3 separate regions of the Homo sapiens genome follow, and regions 1 and 3 are each linked to region 2. A link is a loop called in an ENCODE intact Hi-C map of the cell type or tissue named here. Cell type or tissue: CD4-positive, alpha-beta T cell. All regions are shown on one strand. Links, peaks and the distances in the headings refer to the core of each region. The heading gives the core; the rest is flanking DNA.

Region 1 (10,619 bases), core at 3,029-5,528, 2.0 Mb before region 2:
AGTCGTAAGTTTTTATGATTTCCAACTGAAATTTCAGTTTACATAATTTTTCATAAACCTTCTTAATACCTGAATTAGTTGTCCGTAATGCTGAAAAAGCTTAGTTCCCAATCACAGTAACGTAATGGCTTACTTGCTATAGCCCACAACAGACAGGTAATTATTTCAAAATAGCAATACCAATTGTGTCAGTCCATTTTGTGTCACTATAAAGCAATACCTGAGACTGAGTAATTTATAAGGAAAAAAGGTTTATTTGGCTCACAGTTCTGTAGGCTGTACAAGCATGGCACCAGCATCTGCTTAGCTTCTGGTAAGGCTTCAGGAAGCTCTTAGTCATGGTGGAACGTGGTAGAAGAGTAGGTGTATCACATGGCAAGAGAGAGGGAGCAAGAAAGAGAGAGGGAGGGAGGTCCCAGACTTTTTAACAATCAGCTCTTGAAGTAACTCATTATCACAGGGAGAGCACCAAGCCATTGATGAGGGATCCATGCCCATGACCCAAACACCTCCTACCCCGTCTCACCTCCAACACTGGGGATTACATTTCAACATGAAATTTGGAGGGGACAAACATCCAAGCTATATCACCAATATTACAGCTGGTGATAAGACCATTAAGTCTAGATTCGCAGATCATTTTGTGTTTGGAATATTCCTCACTAAACTGTAAAATCAAAATACTGCATTTAAAAGCCACTCTAAATTGTTATTTTCTCTAAACAATTATGTCAACACTGATGTAGAGTTAGAGATATTTTTTCAGTGGGTATATAATTTGTAGAGATTGTTTTTTTTTTTCTTTTGTGCTTTAAAAAAAAGTATGTAAAACTTTTGTGTGGTGCAAAGCTAAAACTTATAAATGAAGATATACTGCAGAACTCTGGCTTCTATTCTTATCCCTGGACCTTGTTTTCTTGTTTCCCCTGTAGATAACTATTGTGTTAGGTTTGGGTAACCTGTCAGTGTTTCCTAATAAAAAATTTATATACATATATACATATACATATATATATATTATATATATTTCTATACAAAAGAGAGCACTCTAAACAGTGCTCTGGGCTGGACATGGTGGCTCACACTGTAATCCCAACACTTTGGGAGGCCAAGGAGGGTGGATTCCTTGAGCTTACAAGTTCAAGACCAACCTAGGCAACATAGTGAGGCCCTGTGCCTATATTAAAAAAAAACAAAAAACCTTAAACACTGTTCTGCACTTTCCTTTTTTCCATTTAGTAAAATATATTTGTGATTACTCCAATCACATACAATATTATTCTAATTCATTTTTAGGTATATAGTACCCCACTGTTTGGATGCTTCATAGTTTTTCAACCAATTACCTATTGATTGTCCATAGACTGCTATGGTAAGAGATTTATTGCTGATTACTGTGATGTAATGGGCAGAAGCAACAGAAATTGAATATTCAATTTCCAGAATTTATAACTGCCTGAACTTGAATCTCTAGCAATGTAGCAGAGTGGGAGGCAGCCTAATATTGTGGAAGAGTGCTTAGAAATAAGGAAGGTCACAATGGCAATCCAGATGTTCTTGGATCCCTGATTTTCCCTCCATGAGCTTCCATTTACTCATCTTTAAAAAGCAATAGTGAAACCTACCTCTCATTGTTAGGATTTATAGAGACCAAAGGGCATAATGTATGCAAATCAAGTAGCAGAACATCTGTCCTGGAATATGTGCCTGTAAAACTGCAGCTACAGTTAATATTAATTTTACTGATTGCCTCAATATAAGACAGGAAATCTCTATGAGTTTCAGCCCTTTTATATTTTGTTGAGTGGGCTCATTGATCCTTCTCCCTGCCCCTAGCAGCAGAGTTACACCGCAGAGGGGAGCTAACGGAGAAGTAACTCAATCTTGAACATGTTTTCCAAAAGTAATGCCTGGTAACATGTTTAAAGGTTGTCTTTTAACATGAGTATTTTTAACATTTTGTTAAAAATAGTTAGAAATGTGAAAGCAAGACTGTGAACCCCCAGGAAAACAGTAAGAGAGTGTTTTCTAATGGTTCCCTTAACTGACTAATGGTTCCTAGATGACTCCAGCTGATGTTCATACCCTCCTGGATGTTTGAAACTGGCAACCTCCCCCTGGCCCCAAAGTGGCCTCCTACTGGCCCCAAGGTGGGCTGGTATACCTTGTTGGTCTGCTCTCCTGCTTCAAATATGTTCAAGTGGGACAATCTGGGAGTCTTTATCTAAAGCAGGTCATTAGCATCTCAGAGGCCTCCAATTCCGTAAGCCTTGTCCAAGAATAATCTTTTCTGAGCATTTCCTCTTTGACCCCTAGCCTGAGAAGTGATTGGAAGGAGGAGGAAGGAATTGGGAAGGAACTAATCTTGGAATCCGTTCTTGAGGAGTAAGTTTTAAACACAGTTTTCAAGAAAGTAAAAGAACTTGATCCCAAGAAAGAGAAGGCGTTCTCCTATTAATGATCCATCTCAGCTCCTTTGGACAGAAAAGGGGCTTTGGAGTCAGTCTTTGAATGCCTAATGACCTTCGACTGCAGTCTGTCACTTCTCGGAAACTCTGTTTTTTCAGCTGTATATTACAGTTGTAAAAAATTACGACATTACTTGTCCAAGGCACTGTTGTGAGGATTCCATGAGATCCACAATGTCTTGTGTTTGGCAAAGAATAGAAGATTGGGAAATATGATTTTCTTTTCTGTCTTCTCCCTTTACCAAGCACTTTTCCTATCACCATCTTAAAAGCAAAACTGCATTAAAAATAAGACTATGTTGTTAGAATAATACTAATAATAGTAATAATAACAAGAACTGGCATGTTTTGGGTGGCTATTAAGTGTCTGGCATGACCCTACATTATTTTTTTATTTTTTTGAGATGGAGTCTCACTTTCGTTGCCCAGGCTGGAGTGCAATGGTGCAATCTCTGCTTACTGCAAACTCTGCCTCCCAGGTTGAAGTGATTCTCCTGCCTCAGCCTCCCGAGTATCTGGGATTACAGGTGCCCACCACCACACCCAGCTAACTTTTGTATTTTTAGTGGAGACAGGGTTTCACCATATTGGCCAGGCTGGTCTTGAACTCCTGACCTCAGGTGATCCGCCCACCTTAGCCTCCCAAAGTGTTGGAATTACAGGCATGAGCCACTGCACCCAGCCCGTTATCTTAAATCTCAACAACTTTATATTGTCGGTGATATTCGCCTATTTTATACATAAAAAGCAGAGACTACTATGAGGAAGAAGCTTGTCTATGGTCACATGCAGGGCTGTGGCTAGCCTGTAAGTTACCTCTTATATGAATTAGGAAGAGGAGCTCCTCTACTTGTACTCAATTGCAGGAGCACAGGCATGGCACGTGAAGCTGAGGGTGGATTTAGTCCCCATCCACCCTTTTGCCTTGTCACCTTTTATATATATATATTTTTTTCTTTTTTTTTTTAATTTAAGTTCTAGGGTACATGTACACAATGTGCAGGTTTGTTACATATGTATACATGTGCCATGTTGGTGTGCTGCACCCATTAACTCATCATTTACATTAGGTATATTTCCTAATTTTATCCCTCTCCCCTCCCCGCACCCCACAACAGGCCCCGGTGTGTGATGTTCCCCTTCCTGTGTCCAAGTGTTCTCATTGTTCAATTCCCACCTATGAGTGAGTCACCTTTTTACAGAGCTCAACTTGTGTAACTATACAAAGAGGGCCTGGTTGCATGCCTAGTTTTGACCAACTGAATTTCACATCCAGATGTATATGAAGTTCAGACCGCATCCATTCCATTACCACCTTGGAATTTTTTCTCTTACTGTCTTCTTTAAGATCCTGCTCCATCAATTATCTTTTCTCTCTGCCATATCTTAAGCGTCTCCTTCTCCATCTCTGTTTTTTCCTTCCCAGCCAATACGTCCCATCAGGTCTCTACACTTGAGTACCACAAGGATTGAAACAAATTGTTATTCATATTTTCCCCCCTTGTGCCTAGCTGTAAACCTGGCACTGAATAGGCCTTCTCAGCAAATGCTCTTTCAGAATTCTTTTACTCATCGCACTAAGCTTCCTTGTATCATAGCTAGCTTTTACTGTTTCCCTGGCTTCCCTCAGTGGAAGTTGCTTTGCACACAATGATCCTTCTTTGCCAAGAAAGGATCAGAACAGAGATTTCCCCAGAGCAATCATCTTAAGTAGGCACTAGAGGGCAGCAGGAGATCACATATGACCTTTTTTTTTCAGCCTCCTGTTACTGGCCACAACCTGCCTTGTCCCAGGAGGAAGAAGTAAATGTTACCCTTCAATGCCGACTGATTCCTGATTCTGGCCAAGACACTGGCCAGTACTAGGCTACTGGGCAGTGTCCAGGGGTCCCTTTCCCACAGAGAGTATGACCTGCCTCAGAAATTTAACTGCTTTCACTTGAAGACAGGTGTCCTCTTGCAAGTTATACTTTATCACTCTGTGCCTCAGTTCTCTCATTTGTAAAAGGGGGCAACAATCCCTACTTTGTAGGATGGTGGAGAACTGTGAGAGATCATAGGTGAAAATGTGCTAGCACAACATCTTTTGTTTTATTCCTAGAGGAGTTGGATGAGGAGTTAGTATCCCCATTTTACAAATGAACAAACTAAGGTTGGAGAGGTGAAGTGACTTGATTAAGATTTGAAATCAGGTAGTCTGACTCAACAGTTTTGGACTTACGCATTCAATTCTACCCTGGTCTACTGTCTTCTTGTAGGTAGAAGACAGGTAATTTAAGGGGAAATTTTTGACAGTTAAAGCATCAGGCAGGTTTCAAGGGAAGATTTACAGATTCAGACATGTACAAGAATTGAATAATGCTAGGATGAATGCCAGGGGCTGGAACAAATGACCTCTGATGATGCTCTTGACACGCTAGCATTGGATATTTTTCATTAAGTTCTGATTCTCATTTATCCTCCAAATAATCCAATATTTAGGTACTAAAATTATTAGCATTTTACAGATGAGGAAATGGAGGCTTAGAGAGGTTAAGGTCTTGTTCCAAGGTCACCCAGCTAGAAAACAAAAAAGATGGAATTTAAACTCAAGCAAAACACTGTGCTATAGCTGCCCCTCTGTAATTGTGCTTATTACTTATACATTTAGGGGAAGAGCTTGCAAATTCACTTAGGTTAGGAAATCAGTTGTCCTAGGGTTTGGCAGTTTTATAATTCTGTCTTCTTATTTTTGGAATCTCCACTGTTGCTTTTCTTTCCATTCCCCAAATGTGTGTGTGTGTGTGTGTGTGTGTGTGTGTGTGTGCGCTTGCAATATGAACACAACACATACATCACAACATACACATACTCATACATATATACCTTCTCAGAAGCCACCCAACAATGCCCTATGGTTCCTGGGATAGGAATTTCATCTACCTAGTTAGTTAATTGTTTAATTGTAGTATGACCCCACACCCCAACTAGAGTCCAGGCGTGAGTACTGTAGATAAGACATCTAATAGCATAAAGTACATAACTCTGGGCTTGGGTCTGATGCTTAGGATGAGAAGTGTGGTTCCTGGATGAGAAGTTAGTCTAAGTTTAATAGAGCCTTTCCACAATGGAACTTGAGGCCTAGAAAGGTACTGATTTCCACATCTTTAGAAATGTCCAAGAATAAATTGGAGGATTATTTGGTGGTAAATGAAAAATTAGATGGGATTTCTGACCAGGTGACCTTTAGAATGCTTTCCACCCAGGAGACCCTATTAGCCCATGGAAATGGGTGGAGGAGATTGGGGGCATTACCTGGGGGTGGGAGGTAATGGGAAGATACAAATATTTGGAACGGATATGACTCATCCTGTAGGAGTGAAAACTGGTGCTGAAAGTTTTTCAGAGAGGAAATATGGACAGTGGAAAGAGCAGAAAAACTGGGTAGAAACAGCTAGACTAGTTGCTAGCTGTGTGACTTTGGTCACGTTACTTTACTTCTCTGATCTATCAAGTGTACATTAATAAAATAAAACAAAGACCAACTGTCTTTGGGGCTGTGGTGATAAATTGGGATAGTTGGTCTGAAGTCTGATAAGCATTACACTAGTGGGACAGGAGTCAGATTTATGCATTCATTTATTCATTTGTTCATATATTTACCTGCAGACTGTCTACATGATATCAAACAGTGAACTCTGTGCTTGGAATGCAAATGTTCATTAAAAATGGCCATGGTCCTTGTTCTCATGAAACTTATGGTATATTTGGAGAGAAATATATTCATTTAATTATTATATTAAATCAAATAATAAAAACGTGACATGTACTATAATGAGGATATAAACGATTCAGTTCATACTGCAAATTGAGAATAGTCAAAATATAGTCTGTGAAAACAAGTATGCTCAAAAGTATATACATATGTGTTGATTCTGCCACTCTTTGTGATATGTTTACTGGGATAATTTTCCTCTACCTCTAGATGAAAATCTTAGCAGACCACATCTAATCTATTATCACTTATGGAATAGGCAGCAGCACCATCGATATTTTACATTGCTAACATACTTTCAAATCAGGAATTAGGATTTCCAGTCCAATATTTTAATCAAATCTTTTGACAAATAAAATCTCCGTATCTTTCCCAATAGGAGCATTAAGAGGTGGGAATGGTTGGCCTTCATGCTCTTTCTTTACTTTGCACCTCTTCTTCCCCTTCTTTCACAGTACAAGCAAAAAAAAAAAAAAAAAAAAAAAAAGAGCGGTGGTCAGGATTAGGAAGGTCATACTTGCTCCAGAATTATTTTACCTGGCTTTGCGGTCTCTGGTCCTGGCATCTTTATAAAGCTGGCCATTTGTCTTGGGGGGCTTGTTCAGGGGCTTTTCAGCGGTCCCCAATGCTTGGGACTTCTCGTAAGACCTGGAACAGTGCCATTTCTCTTTGTCTGGCTTCAGTGATCCCTTCCTACCTACTGTTTCTCTGGCTTCCTACCTCATGGAGATTCACTGTGGGGGACCCATCACTCTGTTAGATTCCTCTTGGGTAGGGCTTAAAACAGTTCCAGGCCAGTTCTTTCTTCTATGTGACCCATATACAGTTCAGAGGAAGCAAGCATTTTTCACTGGGCAACCTCTGGGGGTTTGGGCTAATCCCCATGCAGCTCCTTCTGTTCTGTTGGTATAGGCCACTGCAGCTTTTTCAGGTGAAGATAGGACCTAGTCCATTTTCTTGCCAGTTGCTGAGAATATATCCAAGTTCTCCAAGTGGCACTCCTGAGGGTTCCTCTCACAAAACTTAGAGTTAGCAGATAGCATGTAACACTTGAGCTGGCTAGGGTGCTGAAGACTCCAAACATGGTAATAGTTCTTTGCAAAAACAAAACAAAACAAAAACAAAACAAAAAACAAACTTCCTTAAATCTCTTCTTGCAAATACAAAAATTAGCCAGGCATGGTGGCATGTACCTGTAGTCCCAACTACTCAGGAGGCTGAGGGAGAATTGCTTGAATCCAGGAGGTGGAGGTTGCAGTGAGCCGAGATTGTGCCACTGCACTCCAATCTGGGTGATACAGCAAGACTCCATCTCAAAAAAAAAAAAAAAAATCTTGCTACTTTCTGACCTCTCTTTTTTCTTTTATATTCCTTTTTTTTGAGACAGGTTCTCACTGTGTCACCCAGGCTGGAATGCAGTGGCAGAAACTCGGTTCACTGCAACCTCCACCTCCCAGGTTCGAGTGATTCTCGTGCCTCAGCCTCCCAAATAACTGAGATTACAGGCGTGTGCCAACAGGCCCAGCTAATTTTTGTGTTTTTCATCGGCATGGGGTTTTGCCATGTTGGCCAGGCTGGTTTCAAACTCCTGAGCTCAAGTGGTTCACCCGCCTTGGCCTCCCAAAGTATTGGGATTACAGGCGTGAGCCACCGTGTCTGGCCTAACCTCTTTTTATGTCTTTGTTCTGGCTGAGGTTTCTAGAGTTGTGAAATTGGTTAGATTTCCTCTCCTTTGTAACTTCTGCATCTAGGGGCATGACTTGGGAATTTTACTTCTATTAGGCCTTGGTGTCTGAACAGAAATTTCAATTTTAATGTCATGTAACAACAACAGCAATGTAATTATGACAACTACAGCAACAACAACAATAACAAATAATATTTATTGAGTGCTTAACTTGTTCCAGGCCCCTTACTTAATCCTCACAATAACTCTTTTAGGTTGGTACTATTATTTATAAAGGGCACACTAATGATGCAGGACTTTGATTGTTAGGCTGAGAAGTTCATATTGCACAACACAGAAGTGCAGGCCTTGCTAGTGGCATTTCAGCTGGCTATTTTCCCCTTCTTAAAGATATTTGTGTGGGTCCTTGAGTCAGGCCTCAGAGCAATTGCTTTCTTCCAACAGGAGACAGTAACTCCGCCTAAGAAATGATCCAATTTCAGTAATTCCTGGGAGGCCATTGCTGTAATAAAGGCCGTTCTTTATGATATAAAAGTCTCACCCCTTTCCCCTCTCCCTTAATGTTTCTAATTTGAGCCCCTCTGGTCCCTATGGAGCTTTTAAATGCTTCAAGTGCAAACCTATTGCCAAAGCAAGCCTGTCTGACTAGGGAGGCAGCACCCTGCACCGTTGCCGAATATTGAACAAACATCCGTGCAGCTTTGGCTCTCCCAGAAGCCCTTAGTCTGATGCTTTGTTTTGTTTTCTGGATGAGGGCAAGCGGTGCCATCATCTCCTGCCGAAAAGCCCTGGCTGCCCTCCCAACAAGGAGTTGTCACTTCAACTGAGGCTTTTTTTTTTTTTTTTTTTTTGGTGGCAACAAAATAATACCCAGCAGGAATTTGGGAGGAGAAAAAAGAGAGTTCAGTTGGCAGGTTCTCAAATGAATGGGTTGTAGTGTCATTGGAACTGAATTGGGCTTGAAACCAGACATGATCCTATTTTGGAAGCATTGTTCAGAGGGATGGGAAATGTGAACAGAGGATAAGTCTCTTCAAAAATGTTCTTTTTCCTTGGCCTGTTAAAGACACTGTATTTTAACCTAACTCTCCCATTCACTTAATGGCAAGGGCCTACATGAAAACCTAGAGAGGGTCAGAGCAACTGGAAAAGTGCTCAGCTATTCATCTGTTGACCTTTTGATTAGAGCACTAATTTTACTTTGGGAAGAAGTTGTATGTTGACTACAATCATTTATTAGTTATCGTCCTTGTAATTTACCAATTCTGGCTCTTAGGTTCATCGATGCTTGGATAAGGCAGCACAGGTTATGTATGTTTACTATATATTTAACAAATATTAAAAATATTTTTGAAAGCCTGCTGTGTTCCAGGTACTGTGTAAGATGGATATGGGATCAGCAAAACTGATGCTGTCTTTTCCTTCATGTAGTTTACAATCTCGAGACATTAATAGATGATACAGAGAATAGGATGCTATCAGGATCTGTAATAGGAAAACTTAATAGGTCAGGTGCGGTGGCTCATGTCTATAATGCCAGCACTTTGGGAGGCTGAGGTGGGCAGATTGCTTGAGCTCAGGAGTTCAAGACTAGCCTGGGCAACATGGTGAAACGCTGTCTCTACCAAAAAATACAAAACAACAACAACAACAACAACAAAAAACACAAGAAAACATTAGCCAGGTGTGGTGGCATGTGTCTGTGGTCCCAGCTACTTGGAAGGCTGAGGTGGGGGGATTGCTTAAGCCCAGGAGGCAGAGATTTCAGTGAGCTGAGATTGTGCCACTGACTTCAACCCAAGTGACAGAGTGAGACGCTGTATATATATAAAAAAAATCTTGGTGTACGTTAGTGGCATGAGGAATTCAGGGAAGGCTTTTCTGAGGAATGGGCACTTGAACTAAGACCTGAGGGATGAGTGGAAGTTAGCCTGGAAAAGGCAGGGCTGGAGATGGGGTGGAAGAAAGAATTCTGTGCAGAGAGAAGAGCCTGTGCCACGATTGAGAGAGGCAGAGGGTATATGCAAGGGATTTAGCCATTGTAGCTGAACTAAGAGGAACAGAATAAGAGATCCAACTAGAGAGGCAGCATGTTGTCTAGATCCCACATTTTCTACATGCTCTCTTAATGGTTTTGGTCTTTAACCTAAGAGGAGTGAAGTGAAATGGAAGTGTTTTAAGCAGGAGAAGAATAAAAGGTTTGCCTTTCGAATAGATGACTTTAGCCACAGGGTAAGGTTGAATCAGAAGCAATTAGCTTTTGCAATTGTAATGTCTACAGAGGAATAATTAATGGAATGGCTAATGGTGTTTCATCTTAACTCTCATCTAGATCATAACTTAGGCATGACACAGTCTCTAAGAAATGGATCACTGTTAATACAAGTGTGTGAGACTTAGAAATAAGTCCCTTTCCTTATTTTGGTAATAGGTTTCAATGGGGTTGCACCAGATTATAGCCCTCCTTTGGCAAAACTAACCCTTAAATTCAGCTGTAAATTCTATACTGCTACTGTGGTGCAATTTTCAGCCAAGATTGTGGGCTTTTAACTGCACCAAAAGGGGTGATAGATTTAAAAAGCTGAAGATTTATTGAACAGAAGCAGACTAGCAAAGATCTATAGATTATTGTGTTGTTAAATGGATAGTTATATATTTAACCCAATGACTATGAATGTTTGTTTGATCAAGGGAATTTTTACTCTTAGCA
Region 2 (10,619 bases), core at 4,352-6,851:
GCATCAAAAGAAAAAAAAAAGATAAATCTAACATCAAAATTTAAAATTTTTTGCTTCAAAGGACACTATAACTATTAAGCAAATGAAAAGATAACCCACAAAATGCAAGACATATTTGCAATCCATAGATCTGACAAAGGTCTAGTATACAGAATATATTTTTAAAACTCTTAAAACTCAACACTAGAAAGACAAATAACTCAATTTCTTAAAGGGCAAAGGATTTGAATAAACATTTCTCTTAACAGGATATGAAAATGGCCAATACATACATAAAATGATGCTCAACATCATTAGTCATTAAGAAAATACAAATCAAAACCACAATGAGATAATACTTAAAACACACTAGGCTGAAATTTAAAAGACAGACAGTATAAAGTGTCATCAAGGATGTGAAAAGACTGGAACCTTCAAACATTGCTGGCAGCATTGCAGAATGGTGCAGCACCTTTGGAAAAAGTTTGGCAATTCCTCAAAATGTTAAACATAGAATTATCATATGACTTAGCAATTTCACTTCTAGGTATATAGTCCAGAGAAACAAAAATATCCATCCACACAAAAACTTGCACACAAATATTCATAGCAGCATTATTCATAGAGCCAAAATGTGAAAACAACCTAAACATTTGTCAACAGATGAATGAATAAACAAAATGTGATATATCCATACAGTGAAATTTTTTTTTCTTTTTTTTTTTTTTCTTTTGAGACCGTGTCTTGCTCTGTCACCCACACTGGAGTACAGTGGTACGATCATGGCTCAATGCAGGCTCAACCTCCTGGGCTCAAGATATAAGAATGACAAAAGTAAAAAATAGTGGAAAAAAAAAAAAAAAAAAAAAAAAAAACAACCCTGGAGAGGATTCAGAGAAATGTGATTACTCATATATTGTTTATGGAAATGTAAAATGGTACAGTCACTCTGGAAAATAATATGGCAGTTTCTTTTAAAACTAAAAATTGATTGACCATACAATCCAGCAATTGTATAGTAAATTGGGCATTTATCATACAGAAATGAAAACATTTTCACCAGAAACTAGTACACAAATGTTCTCAGTAGCTTTATCTGTAATAGCCAAAAACTGCAAACCATCCAAATATCTTCCGATGGGCGAATGGTCAAAAAATCTTTGGTACATGCATTACTATGGATTACTACTCAGCAATAAAAAGGAGCTAACTACTGATACATGTTCCTCATGTATATGAGGAACAAGGAAGTTGTGCTGAGAAAAGCCAACCTCAGAAATATACATATATACTGCATGTGTCCATTTATGTAATATTCATGAAATGACAATTATAGAATGTAGAACAGGTTAGTGGTTTCCAGGGGTTAGAAATGTTGGGGAGAGGGAGTGGGTGTGGCTATAAAGCGGAAGCAGAAAGGAACCTTGTGGTGATGGCACAGTTAAGTACCGTGATTGTGGTGGTAGTTACACGAAGCTACACATGTAATAAAATTTCATGCAGCTATACACATACACACACAAATGAGTACTTGAATAACGACTGAACTTTGAATAAGCTCTGTAGATTGGGCCAATGTTAATTTCCGATTTTGATCTTGTAATATAGTAAGGCAAGATGTTAACATTGGAGGAGGCTGGGGGATGGGTTCATGGGAACTGTCTGCAGAGAGAAAGTTACAAAGTTACCTCTTTGTTTCTCTCTAAAGAGAGAAAGCTACAAAGTTACCTCTGTAACTCTCTGTGCATTTGTAATTATTTCAAAATAAAGTTTTGGGCCAGACACAGTGGCTCAGCCTATAATCCCACCACTTTGGGAAGCAGAGGTGGGAAGATTGCTTTAGCACAGGAGTTTGAGACTAGCCTAGGCAACATGGCAAGACCCCCTCTCCACAAAATTTAAAAATTAGCCTGGCGTGGTGGTGTGTGCCTGTGGTTCCAGCTACTCGGGAGGCTGAGGTGGGAGGATGGCTTGAGCCCAAGAGGTCAAGACTGCAGTGAGCCGAGTTCATGTCACTGCACTCTAGCCTGGGCAACAGATCGAGACTTTATTTAAAAACAAGGCTGGGCGCGGTGGCTCACGCCTGTAATCCCAGCACTTTAGGAGGCCGAGGCGGGCGGATCGCGAGGTCAGGAGTTCGCGACCATCCTGGCTAACACGGTGAAACCCCGTCTTTACTAAAAAAAATACAAAAAAAAAAAAAGAAAGAAAGAAATTAGCTGGGCGTGATGGCGGGCGCCTGTAGTCCCAGCCACTCGGGAGGCTGAGGCAGGAGAACAGCGTTAACCCAGGAGGCAGAGCTTGCAGTGAGCGGAGATAGAGTCACTGCACTCCAGCCTGGGCGACTGAGCGGGAATCTGTCTCAAATAAATAAATAAATAATAAAAATAAAAATAAACAAAATAAAACTTTTGAAAACCTAAATTGAATTCCCTGATTTCACATCCACAGGTGTGAAAGCTAATCCTTCACTCTCAACACCAGATAATAATAAGGAAAATTTATTGAGTGCTGCCTCTCTAGCAGGCACTACATTTACAGCTTTCCATGGCTGGTCTAATTTACTCCTCACACCAACTCTATTATTATTTCTATTTTAAAGTTAAGGAAACTGAGAATTAGAGGGGTTAATGGCTATGGCCCAGGTCATGCATTAAGTTAGGAAGGCAAGCGTCCCACCCAGGTACTCGGACCCCAGAACTTACCCACTGTGAAATCACCAGAGTAAAAATCCACCCATTTGTCTTAGCCCAGTGCATCAGGTCAAGATTTCATTATTCCCTACCTGAACCAGAAATTAATACAGAAGCCTGTTGGCCCATCTCCCCTCCCAGACCCAAAGAGAAGAAAGTAATCACACCATACATGCTTGAATGGTAAACCACCCCAAACAGAAGGCAGTTTCTTTATGCAAAGATTTTAAGTATTTTCTCCAATTTGAATATATACACATTTAGTGCTATGGGTGAAATAATCAAGCATCAACTTATAAGTAGTCAGTACCTGATATGTGTTTGCCAGAGCATATTATATAAAATACATTAATTTGGAAATACCTGTGTTGCTATCCATATTAGTCTGTTTTTACACTGCTATAAAGAAATACCCACGACCAGGTAATTTATAAAGAAAAGAGGTTTAATTGACTCACAGTTCTGCATGACTTGGGAGGCCTCAGGAAACTTACAATCATGGCAGAAGGGGAAGCAGTCGCATCTTACATGGCAGCAGGTGAAAGAGAAGAGAGCGGGAGCAACTGCCACGTATAAAACCATCAGATCTCGTGAGAACTCACTCACTATCAGGAGAACAGAATGGGGGAAACCACCCCCATGAGTCAATGACCTCCCACAAGGTCCCTCCCCCGACGTGAGGATTACAATTTTGATTACAAATCCAGAGGAGATTTGGGTAGGGACACAGCCAAACTATATCACTATCCTCAATCTTTCATTTTCTGAAACAATTTCATTCAAATGCTTCATACACATCTTTAACCTCATCTAGCACAGGTTTTCAGAATATATTATCTTCATTTCTAAGTTATTTTTTAAATAATGCTTTTGAATCTGTATATAAATAATGCTGTTCCTGAAAAGCTCATCCCAAGCTAAAAAGGATCCATTTGTATCACATCAATGAAATTTATGATTAAAAAAAAACCTCTATAAATCAGTAGTTCTTAATGCTGGCTGCGAATTAAAATCAACTGGGGAGCTGTAAAATCTATCGACACCTGGGCCCTTGCCCCCAAAATAGTGATTTTACTGACTGGGAGCAGGTGCTAGGAGTGGCATTTTCTAAAGCTCCTCCCATGATTCTAATATACAGCCTGATCTGAGAACCACCGCTTACCTGTATATAATGACCTGCACAATGGAATTCAGCAGTTCTTGATTATACTCAAGAATCACCTGGAAATTTTTGTAAACATACTGCTACCCAGTTTCCACACCCTACCAAAATTATAATTTATCTGGGGTTAGGCCCCAGGTATTCTTTGTTTTAAAAACACTTCAAGTGAATCTCACTTGCAGCCAAAATGGAGAACCTTCAATTACCATTTAAGAGTGTGGCTTTAATCATTCTGAGCAAACTATCGCAGGGACAGAAAACCAAACACCGCATGTTCTCACTCATAGGTGAGAATTGAACAATGAGAACACTTGGACACAGGGCGGGCAACATCGGACACAGGGCGGGGAACATCACACACCGGGGCCTGTCGTGGGGTGGGGGGAAGAGGGGAGGGATAGCATTAGGAGATATAACAAATGTAAATGATGAGTTAATGGGTGCAGCACACCTACATGGCACATATATACGTATGTAACAAACCCGCACATTGTGCACATGTACCCTAGAACTTAAAGTATAATTTAAAAAAAAAAAGAATGTGGCTTTACCTGTGAGCTTTCAAAGGCTGTTTAACTCACCATCAAATATTTATTAAAGGAATTCAGCACAGCTGTGGAGTCACATCACCCGCCCCAACCACATGAATGACCCCACAGCTGTGCTGAATTCCTTTGCTTTCTTCTGTTTCTATTGTATCCAGTGACCTCTCTGTGCATCAAATGATAGCACTGATTGAGAACATGTTAATCCAATGTGGCTTCCCCATATATGAATAGTACTTGGTTGTCCTAAATAAAGGAATGGAAAGAGTGCCCCATAAGCTGAGAGATTTTGTCAGGACTCCAATACAAAGTGATTCCTTCTTTTCTGAAAAATAAATAGGGAAGAAAATGTCACTTCATTTTTGCATATGTTATTAATAACTACCCTTTCTTAAAGTGCTTACTACATCTAGATACCATGTTAAATGTTTACCTGATTTCATTTAATACTTAAAAATGCAAACAGGACATATAATTATTATTATTCCTGGCCAGGCGAAGGCCACACCTATAATCCCAGCACTTTGGGAGGTCAAGGTGGTGGGGTGGGGGGGGGGGGGTCACTTGAAGTCAGGAGTTCGAGACCAGCATGGCCAACATGGTGAAACCCTGTCTCTACTAAAAATACAAAAATTAGCCGGACGTGATGGTGCATGCCTGTAGCCCCAGCTATTTGGGAGGCTGAGGCATGAGAATCGCTTGAACCTGGGAAGCGGAGGCTGCAGTGAGCCAAGATTGCACCACTGTGCTCCAGCCTGGGTGACAGAGTGAGATTCTGTCTCAAAAAAGAAAAAAAAATTATTATTATTCCCATATTGCAGAGGGAGAACCTGAGCGTGAAGTCACTTTGCCTAAGGTTACTACCCAGTGGGCGGACAGAGACAGAATGGCACCCAGATCTACAGCATCCAGTGTTGTACTGCCCCCTTCTGGCCATCCTCTAGGTGCTTCCTGAGGCCCCAGGACTTGTGCCCCAGTATACAGTCTGGTGGCCAGCATGGCATCGTGCTCAGCAGAACTTCTCCCTCCTCCTCGCTGTTGTGGTCCAGTCCAAACATCCCAGCCCCAACATTCCCTGGTTCCCCAGCTCTGTGACATCACAGACAGCCTTCTGTCTACTCTGCCAGCTGCAGGTGAGTGGGGCTCACAGTTTAAACCAAAGGGCGGGAGGTGATAATTTTTCTGTACTAAAAGGCACAATGTCCCCACCACTCCTGGACACCTATTCATTTTGCTCCAAGAAGCAATCCCCATCCTTCATTTGCTCTAACCTCACTGTTTCTCTCTCTCTCTGGGTCCCAGTCTCCACCTGTGCTGAATGACCTCCCCCACCCCCGCCCGCAGCGCCAGAAGCCTTCCTGTTTGACCTCATTCATCTTTCTTCTGATCAAAGTGCAATGGGGTCACTAGAGACCTGAAGTTCATACCCACTGGGGACAACCCAAGGGCCCTCTTCTTTGGTTTCTGCTTCCCTCTAGAGGGGGTCACTGGTAGTGCAAGAAGTGCCACACATCCCCTAGGCATCTCCCTACATATTCATCAGCATCAGAACCTTCATCTGTATTTATTAAGCCTTTACGACACACCAGAAAGCTGTGCTAAGCACTTTCCATCATTATTTAATCCTCAGAACTACCTTCTATTGTAGATACTATTATTCTCATCCCCATTTTACAGGTCAGAAAACAGAGATTCAAAGAGGTCATAAATTCTAAATTTCCTAGCTAACAGTAGATCTCCAAGAATTATACCCCCAGAGAATGTGCTTGTAACTGATACACTGCTCTCCCTAAGAGCCTTTTCATTTCTTGAAGAGGGTTCAAAAACTCAAAGCTCTCTGCTGTCAACACTTAGAGGAGAAAGTGGTTCTACTACCCTCTTTCTTGCAAAATTTTCTAGTAAAGATGTGGAGAGAGCATCAGCACGGGGTGTCAACAAACCTGCGCTTCAGATCGCTGCTGATAATACGGACGATCTCCACGGTTTATTTTTAATTGAAAAAAATCAAGGTGCAAAACGTGGTGTATAGTAAGCTATCATTTGCATTAAAAAGAGAGAAAAAGAGAATTTGAATAACTACATTTTCTTGTATATCCATAAGCTGCTTTGGTGGAAGATGCCTGCATTCACTACATGAAACAAAAACTGAATTTATTTCTGGTTAAACAAGGGAGAACTGTGCTTGTATGGCAAAGTCTCTGAACAAAGCTCATGGCTGATGCATAAGGGGCTTTGGGAGGTGTTGAGTTCGTGGACTGGTGGTGTTTCAGAGGCAGCAGTGTTTAGGAATGGTAGACCTTTAGCTATGAAATGTACCTACTGGCATGTGTCTGTTAGAATGGTTACCAAGGGAGTTTCATTAATAGATTAAATGAGTGTCACACAGGTTCTGGGGATTCGTTGTTACCGTGGTTACAGGGCAATCCATCGTCACCTAGGAATGTGGGAGCTTCTCTTTTTAATTCTCATTATCTGCCTTCTGGTCTCCCTCAACTAAAGGTGCAGGAAAGACCCTCCAAGATTGTCCAGATCTTCACCACTGTCATTGGCTTTTCTTGAAAACACAGTTCCATTTTTCCATGTACAGAGATCTGGTTTTCATTTTGAGTATCAGTCTGCCTCATTTCTTCTCATTTTTTCTTTGAATCATTTGTTTCACCATTTGTCAAACCAGAGGCTACATAAAAGCATTCAGCTCTCTGGACAACAGAACCTGAATGATGCAAGACAATGATAATTAAGGCCAGGCACAGTGGCTCACGCCTGTAATCCCAGCACGTTGGGAGGCCAAGGCTGGCAGATCACCTGAGGTCAGGAGTTCGAGACCAGCCTGACCCAACATGGGGAAACCCCATCTCTACTAAAAACTAAAATTAGCCATGCGTGGTGGTGCATGCCTGTAATCCCAGCTACTCGGGAGGCTGAGGCAGGAGAATCGCTTGAACCCAGGAGGCGGAGGTTGCAGTGACCCGAGATCGCACCATTGCACTCCAACCCTGGCAACAAGAGCAAAACTCCATCTCAAAAAAAAAAAAAAAAAAAAAAAGGGACAATGACAATTAAAAGTATTTTCAAAAAGATCTGAAAGCCTCTCTGGAGTCATGCCCCATGATTTCCCTGGCATGACCATCTACCTTAGATAGCCAGGCTGCTTTTTCTTTGGGCTTAGCTATAGATTAACCTCACCTGTGATATTAATCCAGGCACAACGGGAGTGTTAGCAATGGTGCAGACTCCCCTAATTAGCTAAAATAAAACCCGAAGGTTTCTGTGATCCATAATTACTCAAACTAAGGATTTTAAATTGGTCAGGTGTACCCTAGGGTGTGGGCTACATGATTTGCTGTGTCAGTCAAGGTGAGGGGAAAAAAGGCACTTTAAATTGTTCAACTCAGAATCCTCAGAAGTCTGTTTCATCTACTAGTAGTTAAACCCCCAAGAAGGGTTTCATCCCTTCAGACTCTGTGTAAGAAGACATAGTCCACCGTGGGTGCTGGAGAATCATGCACTGGAATGGTCTAAGTATTCATCATGCAGAACAATTAGTCTTAATTATAGTTGGAATAGAAGAGTCTGATCTCCACATAAGAAACAAACCATATCAACAAGCAAGCAGTATAGCTGTTCATTTATATTTATAGACAATGCCCTTTGGGAGTTTAGAGGCAAAATAGGAAAATGTTAAGTGCAAAGTTCTCCTCAGAAAGACTCAGTAGACAGATATGGACAGCTGTCCTTCTGACATGGAACATTAGTTCTTCTAATGGCCTTTCTGCATACAGTAAGTGCAAGTGTTCTCCACAGACTCCAAATTCTTAAAGAACAGAGGAGATTTGGGTCCTGTCTTTATTTCAGGGGCCAGTTGTTTTATCTAGTAGGTCAAAAGATTATCTCGATTTCTAGTTAACATTTTAGGACTCTTGGAAAATGATCAAGATATCTACACTAATGGAATTTCCCATTCCAATTGATTTTTTCTAAATCCTCTATTTTAGATATGAGCTTTTGCATAAAGAAAGGGCTCCTTTTACTTACACTTTTTGTTTGCCCCAGAATGTCCTTTGAAAGTGTCCTGAAGTCTATTAAGTCACCTATTGATTCATCATTTTGTTTGTTATTCTTGAATCTTTGCCCTATCCACCCTTAAGAGAAAATCTTTTAAAATAGTTTCATGTGGCATACTTCCTATTTTTCTTACCCTCTCAAGTCCATGCTTAAAAATATTATGCATAGATAGGTTATTTGAATCTTCTGACCTTTTTCATCCTGCTACTCTTAAACATTTTCCCCATTGTTGAAGGTCAACAATTTTTTTTTTTTTTTTTTTTTGAGTCAGGATCTCCTGTTGCCTGGGCTGGAGTGCAGTGGCATGATTATAGCTCACTGAAGTCTTGATTTCTCAAATTCAAGCAATACTCTCTCCTCAGCCTCTGAGTAACTGGAAGTGCAAGTGCACACCACCATGCCCAGCTAAATTTTAATTTTTAGTAGAGATGAGGTATGTTGTCCAGGCTGGTCTCAAACTCCAAAACTCAAGCAATCTTCCTGTCTCAGCCTCCCAAAGTGCTGGGATTACAGGTGTGAGCCACTGTGCCTGGCCTAAAGGTCAACAACGAAATGAACTAATTGGTACAAATATGATAGTCCAAGACAATAAGTAACGAACAGAATCCTGAATTACACAGGATATACAAAACAAACTTTCTTTTGTTCTGAAATTTGGGAAGATTCTATTTTTACCCAACTCAACTCTTACTCAGAGTTTAAATTCGGCCTCTCTTGATCTACCTTCAGTGCAGAAGTTTTAGGTGGGTGTTGTGCAATGTGATTGTTCTTCTCTAGAAAAATGCTCCCTGAAAAAGTTTATTTGGGCAGCCAGGGGAAGGAGTAAGAGGAGTATACGTGGGTAGTAAAGATCAAGTTGGGTGGAGAGAGAAAGACAGAAGCAAAGAAAACAGGTGTCAGAAGGTTTGAGTAAGAGTAAGGTCTTTTTTATCTTTTTCTTCCTGAGGCCATAGCATTCCAGACAAAGAAGCCTTCTATTTATGTTTGGCATTTTTGTCTTCTCTCTTCTCTAGAGCTCCTCTTAAATCTGATTTTTGACATCAAAACTTTGTCATCATGGCTACAGTAATCCTAAGTCATCTAGTGAACTTTTGCCATTTATTAAGACAAATACATGAGAGTACCTATAGTGAGAGTATATATACGGAGTTTTTCCAGGAAGAGGCAACAACCTTAATGCAGATGAGACCACGACAAGCAGGAAAGAGCACGCTACAATTGATAAACAGTTTCTACTTGTGCAGTGTCTTGAATTTCTTGACCAAGCAGAGCCTAAAAGAGGCCACATGATCAAAAACCTGAAAATTACTGACTCCCGAATATAAGCTAAAAAAAAAAAGTGACCTTCTTTTATGATTTACCAAGACAGAACACATGCTGACAAAGGTTTAGAGGGACCCAAGTCCAGGTTTTAGCAATTTCTTCTAGACAAATCAATTACCACTCCAGTAAAACTCCAGACACTCAGGGCTGACTCATGGTGGGGGCTTGTCAGAGCTATGCTTCCATTCCTTTCTTATGAAGTGCATCCTTCTACATTCAACATACACAAGGCAGTCTGGAACAAAGCCAAACCCCGTGAGGCAAGCATTTTTATAAGTGGATGAAGACAACTGAAACTAAAGCAAGTAGCAGAATACGAAGCAGATTAATGGCAAGGATATTTGCTAAATGGTGTATCTCCAAAACAAAAGATCTAACTGCCTGTATAAATTTCTATTTCTTTATAAATTATAGGAAAATGAAATAAATCCACTAAAGAGAACTCAATGAAATACATCAGAGCTAAAATCATGTTAAAAAAAAAAAATCCCATGACACTGACACTAGGTCTAGGGAAAAACAAAAAAACAAACAAACAAACAAAAACACCTCACCTGGCAGCAGATCCAAAAGACTATTGGAGATTGGAGCTAAATGGACCTAGTGAGTGCCCCCACTTTGACCAAAAAATCCACACAATGGTGACATCTGTATGTGTCTAGCCCGCATCGTATCTAACCACAAGGAACAGCTTATGTGCAGAAAGTTAAAAATCAGTTAGTGGAAGGGAGGAAGGAGATCTGTTTGGCATAGTTTTTTTCCAACAGTCAGAGAAGGTTCATGTGTTTATTCAACAAATATGTATAAAGTACCTATTCTGTGCCCATCCCTGGGCTGAGTGCTGAGGATACA
Region 3 (10,619 bases), core at 2,968-5,467, 57 kb before region 2:
AGATAATTTTTCAAAATTTTTTTTTTTTTTTTTTTTTTTTGAGACAGTCTTGCTCTGTCGCCCAGGCTGGAGTGCAGTGACCTGATATGGGCTCACTGCAACCTCTGCCTCCTGGGTTCAAGCAACTATCATGCCTCAGCCTCCATAGTAGCTGGGACTACAGGTGCATGCCACCATGCCTGGCTAATTTTTGTATCTTAAGTAGAGACAGGGTTTCACCATGTTGGCCAGGCTGGTCTCAAAGTCCTGACCCCGGCCCCCCAAAGTTCTGGGATTACAGTCATGAGCCACCATGACCAGACTCAAAATCCTTTTCAGGAACATGTGAGCAAGGTTTTTTGAAGACCATAGGCCTATCCAATGCCCATTCTCTCTCATTTCTTTCTGTTCCTTATGCCAAAGCTGTAGGCAATGTGTCCAGCTAAAGATCTACCTTTCCAAGTCTCTTTGCAGATACATATTATCAAGGTCTGGCCAATAAGCTGTGCACGTTGCCATTCCTCTCTTCCATATTGAATGTGAACACAATAGCTGTAGCTCTAGCAGACAGCTTGAACTTGCACGAAGAATAGCAATAGTGAAAACACAGAAGGAACCTGAGTTCTAAATAACTTTGTGACCCAAACTACCTACCTCCAGATTTTGTTTAGGTAGAAAAGGGCAAATCCATTTATGTTTAAGTTACTGTTATTTAGGATTTTCTGTTACACATGGCCAAATCTAATCCTGACCAATAGAGTGGCTGTAGCATACATTATATAATCAATCAGATGTTGAACATTTAGATTATTGCCAGATTTTGCTGTTTATTATACATCACACTGTGATCCTTATTTGATGTATCTTCATACACATTCAGAGTTATTTTTCCAGGAGATAATCTAAGAAGTAAATTCTGGGTCAAGAATGTTTTGATACATATTGCAAATTTTTTCCTTCACAAAAGCTAATTTATATTTATGTCAATAGTGTATGAGACGGTGGAATTCCACATTCTTTCATCGTCATTGGGCAGTCTTTTTTTTCTAAATATTTGCAAATCGATAAGGAAAAAAGGTTTGTTTGTATTTTTTGATAACTAATATAGTTAAACTTTTTTCTATTTATCTGCCATTGGATAAAATTGTCATTTTATCTTTATTGTTTAAAAAAAATTAAGAAAAAGAGCCAAAAGTGTTTTTTACTTTAAATTTTATTTTTTTATTTCATTTTTCCATAAGTTATTGGAGTACAGGTGGTATTTGGTTACAAGAGTAAGTTCTTTCATGGTGATTTGTGAGATTTTGGTGCACCCATCAGCCAGGCAGTACACACTGCACCCTATTTGTAGTCTTTTATCCCTCACCCCCTTCCCACTCTTCCCCCTAAGTCCTCAGAGTCCATTGTATCATTCTTATGCCTTTGTGTCCTCATAGCTTAGCTCCCACATATCAGTAAGAACATACGATGTTTGGTTTTCCATTCCTGAGTTACTTCACTTGGAATAATAGTCTCCAGTCTCATCCAGGTCACTGCAAATGCAGTGGCCTTTTTTCATTTCTTTTTATGACTGAGTAGTATTCCATCATCTATATATACCACAGTTTCTTTATCAACTTGTTGATTGATGGGCATTTGAGTTGGTTCCACGATTTTGCAATCATGAATTGTGCTGCTATAAACATGCATGTGCAAGTATCTTTTCCAAATAATGACTTCTTTTCCTCTGGGTCGATACCCAGTAGTGGGATTGCTGGATCAAATGGTAGTTCCACTTTTAGTTCTTCAAGGAATCTCCACAGTGTTTTCCATAGAGGCTGTACTAGCTTACATTCCCATCAGCAGTGCACAAGTGTCCCCTGATCACCGCATCCATGCCAACATCTACTGTTTTTTGCTTTTTTTATTATGGCCATTCTTGCAGGAGTAAGGTGGTATCGCATTGTGGTTTTGATTTGCATTTCTCTGATCATTAGTGATGTTGTGCATTTTTTCATATGTTCGTTGGCCATTTGTATATCTTGACAGTTGTCTATTCATGTCCTTAGCCCACTTTTTGATGGGATTGTCTGTTTTTTTCTTACTGATTTGAGTTTGTTGTAGATTCTGGATATTAGTCCTTTGTGAGATGCGCAGATTGTGAAGATTTTCTCCCATTCTGTGGGTTTTCTGTTTAGTCTGCTGACTGTTCCTTTTGCCTTGCAAAAGCTCTTTAGTTTAATTAGGTCCCAACTATTTATCTTTGTTTTTATTGCATTTGCTTGCAGGTTCTTGGTCACAAAATCCTTGCCTAAGCCAGTGTCTAGGAGGGTTTTTCCAATGTTATCTTCTAGAATTTTTATAGTTCCAGGTCTTAGGTTTAAATTCTTAATCCATCTTGAGTTGATTTTTGTATAAGATGAGGATCCAATTTCATTCTTCTACATGTGGCTAGCCAAGAGCGAAAAGTATTTTTGTTTCAGATTATTTGAAGGTTGGAGAACTACAAGTGAAGCTACCTCTAGGATCTCTGTTTATATAAAGCTTCATGGCAACAGAGAAGTTGTCTATCTTACACTGTGTCCATTTACTGGCAAGTAGTAGGCAACTCATTGAACATTTGTTGAATGCATGAAAGCCATTATCTTATTACAGTATATGACTTTGGGCAAGTAGTTTTCTAATCAGTTTCCCAGTTCATAAACTAACAAGATTGAATAAATCTATGTCATGGTCTCTTCCAAGTCCAACAATTTTTTATTCAAAGAGAGATCCAAGTAATGCCCACAAAGCATCATATGGGAAAGACTCCCTTCCTTTGCAGCTATTTCTACTGATCAGAAGAACCAGAGGCAAAAAATAATAATAGAAAATTAGAATTTAACATTCCTTTGTGCTCCTCTTCTTCCAAATTACTAGACAATAAAAGAGTTACAAAGGCAGTAAGAAACACAGAGAAAGTCCCTCCTCCCTTGAATTTGCCCTTTGGGGACTAGTGGTGGTTCCTAGTTTCAACCCAAAGTCCATATTCTCTTGTTCTGTTGGAGCCTAGATTTTGAAGTCAGAGAGAGGTGGGTTTCATTGAGCAAGTCATCAAACTCCCCAAGCCTGCATTCCTTATATATAAATTAGGGATAACCATACCCATCCCATAGGATTAAATAAGATACATGCCCAGCACAAAGCCCACTGTATAGGAGATGCTCAGTCAATATTAGTTTCCATGATGTGCCCAATTCCGAACATCTGAGGGGGCAAGCAAATGTAGCAGTGGGTTTTTTTCTAGAAAAGCCCCCACATTGGAATTAGTCATGGTTTCTGGCTACATAATTTCAGATTCTCACTCTCTGCCTCTCCTGGAGATTCTGAGAGTTTCCTAATACCCTTTCAAAAATTCCTTTGCTACTTAAATGAGCCAGAGTGGATTCCACTGTCTGCAACATAGAATCAAGACCATTATAGTTCCTATGGAAGTTCACATTTAACAGATCATTTAGTCCAAATCCCAGAAGAAGAGCTTCATTGGAAAGAAGTGTTTGTCTATCCATGCAGTGTAGCTCCTAGTCCTGACTCTAATACGGTTTCGTATTTTGCCTTAATCAACTCATGTGTAAATTGTCTTATTAGTTCAGCAGGAGCCCCTTAGAAACAGAGGCAGCCTCTTGAGATCCACTGGAAAAGGCCCAGAAGGACAAGTCACAGATGGAGAGGTAAGGTCTTGGGCCTACCACTGGAAACCCACCTAGTCCAAGGTAAGTCCTTTCAATTCCTTAAGTCTTGGTTCCCTGTGAAATAAGAAACTGGCATGTGGCCCAGGGAACTGACATGAAATCAAAGAGAAAATGGACGTGAAGAGCCCTGGTCAATCGCAGATCCAAGAAGCAACTTAAATAGTGTCCACTTCCATCTCTCTTCCCTAGAAGCAGGGATTGAGTCATGGCTTCCTCTTCTAAGGCACTTAACCCAGTGATTAGGTCTCTTGGACCGGGGCAGGACCAACACGTGGGGCATATCGCCCTCTGGTGGGCTTAAATGGAAAGGGTATGGTTTTCAAACGGGCTGCAAGGCTACAAAAACAGAACTCACAGAATCGTGGAATTTCAGAAGTGAAAGAGATCTTTGACACCATTTAGTCTAACATCCTCATTTACTGATGGGACAATGAAAGACCCAAGAGTGAGAGTGACTTGCCTAAGGTCACACCAAGGACAACTGTCAGAGCCAAGGCCAGACCTCAAACCCTCGACCCCCATCCAGGGCCAAGGTCCTTCTCTCTGCCATGAAACACCAAACCTTCATGTTTGTGGTTCATATCCCTACATCCCTGAGCCCTTGACCCAGCTCAGCCATGCTGTCAGCAGCAGCAGGTTAGCTGGATTCTGCCCAAGATTGGGTAATTTCCCCACCCAGTTATATTGTCAAAAAGTTATGTTATTCTCTTTAAAATGTACCATGTTAATGTTTTGCTTTTGGTACAAATAACCCAAGCTATAACTATGGCAACTTCTTGGAAACATGGAAAGAAAACACTTCTCAGCTGGGTGTGGTGGCTCACGCCTGTAATCCTAACACTTTGGGAGGCTGAGGTGGGTGGATGACGAAGTCAAGAGATCGAGACAATCCTGGTCAACATGGTGAAACCCCGTCTCTACTAAAAATACAAAACTTAGCTGGGTGTGGTGGTGGTGTGCCTGTAGTCCCAGCTACTTGGGAGGCTGAGGCAGAAGAATGGCTTGAACCTGGAAGGCGGAGGTTGCAGTGAGCTGAGATCACACCACTGCACTCCAGCCTGGGTGACAGAGTGAGTGAGACTCCGTCTCCATTTAAAAAAAAAAAAAAAAAAGAAAACACTAGTAAGCATAACTGGATAATTCTAAGAGAAAAGAACAACAGAATACCTGATTTCTACACAAGTTAGAGAAAGACCCTTTATTTTAAAGACCAATCTCTGCCACAGGTGTTTATCTATGAAGCTAGAACAGTTCAGAGGGCTTCAAAGCAAACCCTCCTCATGCCAACACAGCTGCCAGCCCACGCATGATTTCCATAAGAACCCACACTCAAGCAGTTCCAATTTGCCATTTTAATAAATGCCGAAAGAAGCGGTCATGTTGGGTCTTTGCAATGGAGAGGAAATGTCCTTTTTAATGGGATTTTTGGAAGTCTTTATTTTCTAAGTCCCTTTGGAAACTAAACACACATAAACACACACACACACACACACACACACACACGGAAAACTTCAACCAAAGTAGGATTCAAATAAGCCACCTGAGTTCTGTCCCCAGAAAGAGCAGGTGGGGGAAAAAGTGGTAAGTAGGTGAGGTGATGGATATGTTAATTAGTTTGATTTAATATTTTATGACATGTATATATATAACCATCACATTATACCTCTTAAACAGATACAATTATTATTCATCAATTGAAAAAAAGAAAAGAAAGGAAGGAAGGATAGAAAAGAAAGAAAGCAAAGAAGGAAGGAAGGAAGGAAGGTAGGGAGGGAGGGAGGGGAAGGGGGGAGGGAGAGGCAGAAGGGGAGGGGAGGGGAGGGAAAGGGAGGGGAGAGGAAGGAAGGGAGAGGAGGGGAGGGAAGGCAGAAAGGAAGGAAGGAAGAGAAAGAAAAAGCAAGAGAAACCTTGAGTGAGTCACTTGTCCTCCCACTCTCTGCATGGCCTAGCTTTCTCGTTGATAGTAGAGGGCCATCAGGTAGGCCCTGCTAGCTTTGCAGGGCTACTGAGAGAATCTAGTGCAGGAGTCCCCAGCCTCCAGGCAGTGGACTGGTACTGTCTGTGGCCTGTTAGGAACCAGGTCACACAGCAGGAGCTGGGCGAGCATTACCACCTGAGCTCCCCCTCCTGTCAGATCAGCAGCAGCATTAGAGCACAAACCTTACTATGAACTGCGCATGAGAGGGATCTAGGTTGTGTACTCTTTATGAGAATCTAATGCCTGATAATCTCAGGTGGAGCAGTTTCATCCCGAAACCATCCCCTCAACCTTGTCAGTGGAAAAAAATGTCTGCCACAAAACCGGTCCCTGGTGCCAAAAAGGTTGGGGACCACTGATCTAGTGGACTTTGTCCAAAGATCACAAAGCAACACAAATGTACAGATTTTTAATCACCCACAGTGGAATAACCTGGCCATTCCTCTCATTTCTTGACGAATCCCTGAAGCTTAGCCTGATTCACTGCTCTGTCTCTTTACTATTATCACTCAATACTAACAATAGCTGATAGCAGCATTATTTTATGAGGTTTGCATGAGTTGAATCAATCATCACAAAAACTCTATAAAGATGTCACTGTTAATCATTACCACTCCAAAGATGGAAAAACTTAGGCTCAGAGAGGTTAAGTAACTTATCCAAGATCGCACAACTCATAAGTGGAAGAGCCAGGGTTGAACTCAAGTCCACCCAACTTCAGAGTCTATGCTTTTAAACCCAACCCCACTCTGAAGATCATCAATTACATATGTGTATGCAGACCAACTTCCTTATCATCCTAGTTAAATTCCAGCAGGGACTAGGACTTCGGGTATCAAAAGTCAAAAATCACTCAAAAGGTTCTGTTTTGGGTTTGAGCCCTGGGTGGTATCCCCCCAGAGGCACATCTAAATTAAGTTTTCATAATCGTTCTAAACATTTTTGTGTCACTCTGCCTCCTTCTAGCAACATAGGCACAGATACTTAATCAGAGCCTGATGGGAAGTAATACCACATTGGAAGCACATTTGGCTTTTTCTCCTTCTGAAAGCAATATGATATTTTTAGAAAGAATAAAGGCTTGGGAGTAAGACAGACCTGGATTAGAGACCCAACTCTGCTGTCTCTTCTACCTGTGTGATCTTGAATGTTATTCATTCTGGGTCTCATTCCCCTAAACTTGAGAAATGTAGAGAATAACATCAGTATCATATTGTTGTCATGAGGATTAACTCAGCCTCAGCTAGAGTTTTTAGCACTGTGTCTGGGAAGCACATAGCAGGCATTTAAGAAATGACAGCAATTAGTAGACAACCAGCCTGCCAAATACAGAGGCTTCCTTTTCTCATGTGCCAACCCCAGTAGCAAGAGGTGAGAGCAGACACTGGGGGAGAAGGAGACAAACATCTGTGACCCACAGCATCCCGTAGCAAGACATGCATGGGTTTTGGACTGATTCCCAGCTCTGTTTTGTGACTTGGGCAAATTACTCAATTTCGCTGAGTCTCAATTTCCTTCCCCGTAAATGGAGGCAATATATCTTCATTACATACCTTCACATTGTTTACCACCTAGTCAAGAAATCAGGATATAGGCGTGAAAATAAAAGGAAGATTACAGCATCTCACATATGAGCTTTTAAAGATACTTCAACGAAAGCTACTGAGTTAAAGATTCTGAACTACCTTTATTTATCGTAAGAAATGAGATAAGCTACAGGAGCTGCTAATGATACAATAAAAGATCAGTTTCTGGAATGTCCTATGACTAGATTGTTTCAAACAAAACAATATTTATTTGCTTAATTTTACTCAAAAAGAGAATTACTTTCAAGCATATTTTACATTTGTACATATCCTTCAAACTTTTTAAATTATAAAAGCATTGTAGGTACATAACTAAGAGAAGCTATTGTAATATACAATAGGAGACATGCACAAGAATGTCAAAAACAATATTCTTGGCAAGGAACCCAACTATCTACCAACAGATAATAAATAAATTATGGTTTTGGTTTTGGTTTTGGTTTTCGAGACAGAGTCTCACTCTGTCGCCCAGGCAGGAGTGCAGTGGCACGATCTCAGCTTACTGCAACCTCCACCTCCCGGGTTCAAGCAATTCTCCTGTCTCAGCCTCCCAAATAGCTGAGACTACAGGTGCATACCACCACACCCAGCTAATTTTTGTATTTTTAGTAGAGACGGGGTTTCGCCATGTTGGCCAGGATGGTCCCAATCTCTTGACCTCATGATCCACCCCGCCCCCCTTGGCCTCCCAAAGTGCTGAGATTACAGATGTGAGCCACCGCACCTGGCCCTAAATTATGTATTTATGCAATGCAACGCTGTGCAGTGAAGACAATGAAATTATAGCTCCAAGCAGCATGGATAAATCCTAGAAGCATAATATTGAATGAAAAGAAGTAACTCTTGGAGTACTACATGTAAGTGTGATACCACTTTTAGAAAGTTAAAACACAAACGATCCTAAATTAGATCATGTTTAGGGGGTACATAGAGAAGTACTGAAGCCCTATTGTTAAAAAAAACAAAGAAGGCCAGGCGTGGTGGCTCACACCTGTAATCCCAGCACTTTGGGGGACCAAGGTGGGCGGATCACCTGAGGTCAGGAGTTTGAGACCAGCCTGGCCAACATGGCAAAACCCCGTCTCTACTAAAAATACAAAAATGAGCCGGGCGTGGTGGCACGCCTCTAGTCCCAGCTACTTGGGAGGCTGAGACAGGAGAATCACTTGAACCCAGCAGGTGGAGGTTGCAGTGAGCCAAGATCACGTCACTGCACTCCAGCCTGGACAACAAGAGCGAAACTGTCTCAAAAAAAAAAAAAAAAAAAAGAAAGAAATGATGTTTTTTAATTTCAGGGTAGTACTTACTGCTGAAAGACGGGTGAAGGAATGGGATTAGGAGCAGCACGTAGATCAATTCAATAGTATTAGAAAAGTTCCCTGTGCGCGGTAGGTTTATCCATTTAAATGTGATTCTTCATAATTTAAAGTAGTCCTAGGGGATACATTCCAAGAACCCCAGTGGATGCCCGAAACTACAGACAGTACCAAACCCTATATGTACTATGGTATGGCTTTTTCAAGACATACACCCCTAGGATGTTTAATTTATAAATTAGGCACAGTCAGAGATTAACAACTAATAATGAAATAGAACAATTATAACAATATGCCAGCATCGCTACTCTTGCATTTTGAAAATGAGGGTCACTTGAATACCCACACTGTAATACCAAGACAGGTTTTCAGATAACTGAAACAGATACTAAATGACTAATGGCCAGGGAGCGTATACAGGGTGGATATGGTGGGATGAGTCATGTCCTAGGTGGAACAGAGAAGGATGGCACAAGTTTTCATCACTCAGGGTGACGCACGGTCTAAAACTTAGGAATTGTTTATTTCTGGAATTTTCCATTCAATATTTTCAGACTGCAGTAGACTGCAGGTAACTGAACTTTTTATTTTATTTTATTTTATTTTATTTTTTGAAACGGAGTCTCGCTGTGTCGCCCAGGCTGGAGCGCAGTGGCGTGATCTCGGCTCACTGTAAGCTCTGCCTCCCGGGTTCACGCCATTCTCCTGCCTCAGCCTCCCGAGTAGCTGGGACTACCTGAGTAGCTGGCACCCACCACCACGCACAGCTAATTTTTTTTTGTATTTGTTTTAGTAGAGACGGGGTTTCACCGTGTTAGCCAGGATGGTCTCGATCTCCTGACCTCGTGATCCACCCACCTAGGCCTCCCAAAGTGCTGGGATTACAGGCGTGAGCCACCGTGCCCGGCAGGTAACTGAACTTTTGAAAAGCAAGACTGAGGACAAGGAGGAACCACAGTACTATATATCTACACATATAGATATGCACATGCATACATATACATAAACTATAATTCCATAATATATGTAATAATGTCACAGTGATAATGTAACTATCATTATGTAACATTATCTTATATATAAAAATATTACATAACATTTTTAAAATCCAAGCTATTCAATGTTGAACTAGGAATTTGATTTCCTTGCTCCTGACCCTGTACTGTTATTGTCTTAAGAATTTATTTTCCCCTGCTTTTCTTGAGCTGTATGGAATTTTTTTCTTATGTCTATTACTTACTTATTTACTAATTTAAAAAGAAATACATTAACGACCTAAGATTAAAGGCTATAAACTTAATTACAGGAATAAAGCAATCCACAAAGGCTACTCTGGGTTCATTCTTCAAAAGTCACATGACAGAGGGTGAAGATTATAATAGCTCTGGACACCAGGGATGATGCATCAATACTCAGAAGGTGTGGCTTGAGCTAACATCCATGCCAAGGCTATTACGACTAGTATATTTCCACAGGCCAAGACTGAACAGGTTTGAATTCCCAAAGAGTTCAATGCATTCTCCTGTGTTATAAGCAGATCAAAGAATAAAATCACTGTTTTGCTGCTCAGGCTGCCGTAACAAAGTGCCACAGACTGGGTGGATTAAACAACAGAAATTTATTTTCTGACAGTTTTGGAGACTGGAAGTCCAAGAACAAGGTGTCAGAAGGCCTCTCTCCTTGACTTGCAGATGATCAGTTTCTCACCGTGTCTTCACATGGTCTATGTGAGTCTAAACCCTAATTTCCTCTTCTTAGAAGGACAACAATTATATTGGACTACAGCCCATCCCAATGACCTTATTTAATCTTAATTACCTCTTTAAAGACTTTAATCTCTAAATATAGTTACATTCTGAAGTACTGGGGGTTAGGATTTCAACATGAATTTTGGAGTACACAATTCAACCCCTAACAGTCACCAAGGAAGCCCTCCCTGGAAAATGATAGGCCTGCTTATATTTCAAATTAGACCAGCATTGTCTAAGAACATTTTGCATAATAATGAAATTGTTTTATATCTACACCATCCAATTGGGAGATGTTGGAT

Evidence for each region. A loop is a pair of places that touch in the nucleus more often than their neighbours do. Peaks named below come from ENCODE experiments on the same cell type or tissue, not always from the same donor. Only the 100,000 strongest peaks of a DNase experiment are listed, where the experiment ranks them.
Region 1: it touches region 2 in a loop (10-fold over the local background); 4 of 110 quality-filtered maps call a loop at or near these places.
Region 3: it touches region 2 in a loop (6-fold over the local background); 29 of 110 quality-filtered maps call a loop at or near these places.

The regions. Positions count from the first base shown.
Region 1 is chr9:116,654,824-116,665,442 of GRCh38, reverse strand. The region is part of intron 16 of ASTN2 (astrotactin 2); the gene reads left to right. Among named protein-coding and RNA genes, the nearest start is that of TRIM32, 27 kb to the left of the region's middle. In CD4-positive, alpha-beta T cell, for the core only: CTCF peaks have their summits at 3,997 and 4,201 (motif pointing right); a DNase peak (open chromatin) is centred at 4,192.
Region 2 is chr9:114,676,928-114,687,546 of GRCh38, reverse strand. It overlaps TEX48 (testis expressed 48), which reads left to right and starts at 5,355. Exons shown (of 5, transcript NM_001199233.2): 1 at 5,355-5,512. In CD4-positive, alpha-beta T cell, for the core only: CTCF peaks have their summits at 5,247, 5,451 and 5,659; DNase peaks (open chromatin) are centred at 5,296 and 5,826.
Region 3 is chr9:114,732,391-114,743,009 of GRCh38, reverse strand. No RefSeq gene overlaps it. Among named protein-coding and RNA genes, the nearest start is that of TEX48, 56 kb to the right of the region's middle. RefSeq lists an enhancer at 3,975-4,024. In CD4-positive, alpha-beta T cell, for the core only: CTCF peaks have their summits at 3,770 and 3,970 (motif pointing left); a DNase peak (open chromatin) is centred at 3,969; H3K27ac peaks cover 388 bases.